Regions from separate parts of the Mus musculus genome. Here region 2 is linked to region 1. Evidence: chromatin contacts called from ENCODE Hi-C or POLR2A ChIA-PET data. All regions are on one chromosome and are shown on one strand. Each heading gives the region's core, a stretch centred on a gene start or an enhancer-like site at or near the end of the contact. The rest is flanking DNA. Distances are from core to core; before and after follow the strand shown.

Region 1 (2,700 bases), core at 111-2,610:
TACAGTTAAAAGGAATGTAATCCTTACCATGATGGTTGACTTTTAGTAAAGAATATGGGTATCAAAGTAGGGAAGTGGGAGTCTAGGGGAGCTCGGAGTTACTCAAATATTTTTATGAAAGTTTTCAAACAAACTTTAAACAATGTGTTCAAATTTTCCCATAAAAACAAATATTGAAAACGCTTTGGGAAAAGATGTTAACTGCCTTTTTAAGGTCAACCAGCTACAGACTAGGTAAAACGTGGGTTGTCCTTTTTGGCAGAGGGGCAGGGCTGCTGAGGCTGGAACTTGAGGTCTCCAGCATGTGCTGGACCTGTGATCGACATCCCCAGTGCCTGGGAAAACGTTTTCTCTAATTGCCAGTACAAGTAGTCTTCAGTGTTGGTCAGTTTTTAAGAAAGGCAGCATTGTTATGTTCAACTAAGCCACCAAAGCTAATAGTTTGTTGTAGTACTTTATAAATCTAAGCTTTCACCAGTCTCGGCAATGTTTGCATTTCACCCTGGATAAGTATTGCGACCTGTCCTGCAAGCTTGGCAGCATCGTTGGCTTCTCCCCATTAGAAATCAGCTACACTCCCATTCTAGAGCGGTGACACCCACAAATGTCACTTACATGGCAGGAACAAGAGTCTACCCCCACCTCGTTAAGAACAAGTAACTCAAAATAACATCTTTCCTTTTAACTTTCTATAACCACTTAACTCAGAGTTCAAAGACGGTTGCCTTGTGAGCGTCTCCCAGTCCACAACTGTGGTGGTTATACCTGTAACCAGGATCAGAGAGACTGACACAGAAAACTCATGTCTGAGAAGGGAGGCCAACCTAGGCTACAGACCAAGTTGCCAGCACTATAAAGCCAGACACCACAGCCAAAAGAAAAGAACCTTAACAGAAATAATCGCCGAATATAGCGAATACTCACAATGCAAGTTATCTGCGAGCGGTCAGGAGAAAACCAAACCAAACCAAAACCAGTTCTCCAAGGCTGCCAAATTGCCACGTTCCAGTTGCACCAAAGGACTCCAAACCTCCCGCCCGCGCATTGCACGCTGGGACAACCGGCCCAATAGTTGCCTGAACAACTCAGGCGGCAAAGCCTGCAGGAGGTGGTAGCCAGAGGGGACCTGGGAGGGGCGGAGCCTCCGAGGGCTGGAAGCAAATGGCCAGCTGAGCTGTAGGGGCTGAGCTTCAGGGAAAAGCATCAGAGTGCTCCAGGCTACTTGGGGCGGGACACCGGTGCCAGGAGGTCGTCGGAAGGCGGGGTTTCTCCTTTAGAGAAGCAAGTGGGAGCCCAGCAGAGCACTTATTCCCGCCTCTACCCCGGACAACACTATGGGATTGGACAGTGTGGAGGCACTTCCTTCTACGTTCCGGTGTCACGCGACCCCCTCCCCCCCTCCCTCCCTTCTTGATCTACCTTTGGGCTGGGCTGGCTGGTGATGAGACACTTGGCTGCAGGCTGTGGAAGGAGCGACGGGTACAACCACAATAGGTTCCGCGACTGTGACCATGGCCGAGGTGAGCAGCACCTCATCGCTGCCTGGGCCGTGAGCCTGGAAGACAGCTTCCAGGCCCAGGGCCCGTGCGCTCCGGTGCAGGTGAGCTGTGTTGGGAGTGATCTGGGTAAGGACCGAGAGCATCTTAAGGTTTTGTTGTGTCTCCTATCCAGAATAACGCTCAGAATAAAGCCAAGCTAATCTCAGAGACCCGGCGGAGATTCGAAGCTGAGTATGTGACAGGTAAGCATGCTTTCTGTGACTTAAAGTGGGGTGTGCAGTGAGCATATCCAACTTTTACTGGTGTGTTTGTGGGTGTTTTGACGGGAGATGTTAAGAGACCTTTCCAACCTTCACTGGAAAGATGCTGTACATGTTTCAAAGGTTTTGCCATACTGTGTGCGCTGCTTTACTTGGGCAGATGGTGGGCTTCCTTTAAACGGTTAGTGAAAGTTAGAAATCAAAATGCCTAGCATCTCCTTATATCCATGGGCCTCACAGGCTATGAACATATTGGCCAATGACATAGGTGACACTGTTCAGTTCATGGCTCCTTCGCTGGCCTTTCACCAGAAAACGAACCTGGAAACTGCCATTGTACTGTTGCCATATAGTTTGTACATAATTTGGTAATCCAGTTCCTTTTATTTTGCTTAATTCCGCTTCTTAAAACCAAAAGTGCTACGCACAAGTTCTCGCTCCACACTGTACTTAAAAGTTTCTGTAAGTGCAGAACTGGTTTATTGGTTGAATAATCTGGTCACTGTCATAGAATCTTGTCAAGTACTTAATCTGCTGACTTAGTGCTTGTACATTGTTTTTAAACATTTGGAATAAGTTGCCTTGATTGATACTAATGTAGCCCCCTTCCACAAAATAGCTTACTTCCATGTTCCGAGTTCCTGTTTCCATATCTATGAAATGCAAGTAAGGTTAAGAATTAAGTGAAGAAACGTGTATCAGACCATCAAGTGTGGAACTAAATCCAGTAGGTGGTCAATTTAGATTTTGCCTCAGTCATTGGTTACCATGGAAAGAACTAAACTGTTGTATTTTGATTGTAGTGCTTGGCAGAAGAGTCATACACCTTTATACTGTTCTGTGCTATATATCAGTTCATGACCTAGAACAAATAACTAAGTCCATTCCAAGTAGCCTGGCCCGTAAATCTTTTCATGCCTCCTGGCCAATTTTCTTCATGT
Region 2 (2,700 bases), core at 117-2,616, 1.5 Mb before region 1:
GAAAATACTTAGTTCTGGAAATCATAATTTCAAATGATGGATACCTTTAAACAATATGTTGGGAGCAGGGGGGTGGGTGGGGACTTAGACAATGAATGGTCTGAAAACAAAACAAAATAAGAGCAACTGAAGGAGCCAGTCGAGGGTGTTTTAAGCTAAGTGAGGATGAAGTGTTCTGTGGTGGGTGTTTAGTATATTCTTGAAATATAATGTCTAGTAGGAAAGGGATTTGACTAGGGATAGCTCGTGGTTCCTTATGAGCAAAATCTGCTTTGCTGGTATGGCTGCCAGGAGCTGGTGCTGAGAAACTGTGTGGTCAGCAGTGAAAGGCTGTGATCAATTAATTATTCATGTCTGGTATGGCTGTCAGGAGTTGGTGCTGAGAAACAGTGTGGTCGAATGGCTATGATCAATTATTCATGTCTGGTATGGGTTTGAGGGAGTGCAGTACATACACAAGATCAAGTATTTTTTTTTAACTCTAGACTTGACAGGCTTATTCTAAACTGCTGTAAAGGCCAAGCCCAGGGCTGACATCTGAAGTTACCAGGAAGCTAAAAATTCATATGGTGCAATGGTGGAAGACTACTAGTGCAAGAGCAGGATGAATTTAGAAATCCTTACAAGTTAAACATTTTAGTTAACAGGCAAACACAAGATAAAACGCATGCACCCCAGTTCAAAGCCGTCCATATTTATAGCAAATCTCTCTATGGAGGAACCTTTCAGAAACTTGCTCCTGACAGCTGTAAATTCAACTTGCCCCACAGATCAGCAAAACTAGTGGGGCTTTTCTATAAAATGAAGCTCCGTGCTTCTCAAGGAGATGCGCTTTTGCCCTCTTTGAGAGCATCTGTCAAAGTCTGGAGGGCGAGGTAGGGTACCACTGGCATTTAATGGAAACTGACCAAGGATGCGGTCAACCTACGATGCCCGAGACCGCTTTCTACAGTAAACCGGCTGCAAAGGGCAATGGCATTGCAATGAAGATGCACTGCGTTAGCGACCTGGAGAACGCCAAGCCTCCGTCCCAGTGCGCGGAGGTCCCCTCCAAGGGGACACGGAGGCTATACCAACTAGGAGAACGGGGATTACTCGGCGCCGGGGGGCTGGGCGTGCTGTCCCGAGTCAGGGCTGGGTAGAGGTAGAAGACCACTGTTCGCATCACGGGAGGCCTGGATGCCCCCGCGGACCCGGAACGCCCGCCGCCTGCTTCCCTCCAGAGCTCACCTGTAGGGAGGAGCCGAGATGAGAACCGGCCGCCTCTTTAATCTGCGCTCGGGAGCCTCAGCCTGGGAGTCCCAAAATCACTCTCGCGAGATCTGAGGCTATGCTCTCGCGAGACGTGGCCGGGACTGCTCGCCTAAGAGCGCGCAGGCGTCACGGAGGGCCAAAGCCTGGGCGGTTAGGCTGAGCCGGCCGAGCGGGCCGAGCGGCCGGAGCGGGCGGAGCAGGCGGCGGGCGGCGGGCAGTGTAGGGATGAGCTACGGAGCAGGGAAAACTGCCGACTGAGCGGCCGCTTCGGGGCCCTCGCTTGTCGTTTCCGTCTTTATTCCGTCCAGAGTCCCTCCTGGCTCGCGGACCCGCCCACCCTTCCCATACCGTGGGAGGAAGCGCGGCTGCTTGACGAGTTAGGGGCTGAATGTTTAGCTCTCTTGCTCCCCTAGGTCCCCAGAGACAAGCTGGATTCCGAGGTCAAGGGCTCCCTCTCCTCCTGCGCCCCGGCCCGGGCCGAGGAGTCCGACCGTGGAGGGGCGAGCTCGGGAGGAAAGCAGATGAGGATGGCTCAGGTAGTTCCACCTGCCACTTTCCAGGGTTTTTCCGATTGGACATCTCTTTGTTTTGATGTCCGTTAAGCATCTTAGGGCTTCCGGTGAGGTCACTGATTTCTGAAATTCAGGTCCACGTTGACACTAGGTAACCCATCATTTTCTCTTTTCAGTCCAACATGCCCCACAAGTCTGATGTGTTGAGTCAAGATGAACTGCGCAAAAAGCTATACCAGACGTTTAAGGATCGGGGTGTACTGGACACACTTCAGGTATCAGATTTAGGCACAATCGTGTCGTTATACTTCCACAAGTGTAACCTTTAACCGCAGGTGGCTCCACATTTAAATTCATTCATTAAGGTAGCACATAACCTGTATAATGAACACATTGCCATAAAACTAAGCTGCTGTTACAAATCTTGTTCCCAGTCTCGCTTTGATCATGCTACGTCTATGTAGTGAGCAGGAGGGGGACTTGCGAGGAACGGACTGCAGAGGGTAATGTGAGCAGAGTACTGTGGTCTACATGTCTGAGAACAACAAAATGAAGCCCAGTCTGTTTCATGATACTCCCTAGAAAAAAATCTATAGTGGAATGGTACCAGGTGTCTTGTCACACGCCTTTATCCCAGTTCTTCGGAAGCAGAGGAAGGCACATCTCTTGTGAGGGTAGCTGGGCCAAATAGCCAGTTCCAGGTCAGCCAAGACTTCATAGTGATACCCTGTGTCAGTAATAGTAAGTACACATAAGATATTTTAGAGTGTGGATATTTTAAATGAATAGCAACTGTTTATTAGAACATCTTAAGTTTGGGTAGCAGCAAGGGATGGAGTTAGTTCAATGTGTTTCCTTACAATATACCTTTTAGACTATATTTTACATATAGAATTGGAAATTAAGGAAAGGTGAGCCCAATTTTTCCCACTCT

The links. Hi-C counts contacts between places; a loop is a spot of excess contacts on that map. ChIA-PET counts read pairs that join two places held with the same protein, here RNA polymerase II (POLR2A).
Region 2: a map of regulatory T cell shows a loop between it and region 1 (5-fold over the local background). The contact joins the promoter of Ofd1 here to the promoter of Mospd2 in region 1. A Hi-C loop is called at or near these places in 1 of 37 maps with a recorded cell type or tissue (regulatory T cell). POLR2A ChIA-PET finds 5 or more read pairs at or near these places in 1 of 5 experiments (Patski).

Annotation. Positions count from the first base shown.
Region 1 is chrX:164,979,035-164,981,734 of GRCm38, reverse strand. Mospd2 (motile sperm domain containing 2) reads left to right here and starts at 1,360. Exons shown (of 15, transcript NM_029730.4): 1 at 1,360-1,520; 2 at 1,672-1,741. The coding sequence starts at 1,512. Fancb (Fanconi anemia, complementation group B) reads right to left here and starts at 1,143. Exons shown (of 9, transcript NM_001146081.1): 1 at 925-1,143.
Region 2 is chrX:166,439,370-166,442,069 of GRCm38, reverse strand. It overlaps Ofd1 (OFD1, centriole and centriolar satellite protein), which reads left to right and starts at 1,366. Exons shown (of 23, transcript NM_177429.3): 1 at 1,366-1,790; 2 at 1,943-2,041. The coding sequence starts at 1,776. Trappc2 (trafficking protein particle complex 2) reads right to left here and starts at 1,315. Exons shown (of 5, transcript NM_025432.4): 1 at 1,231-1,315.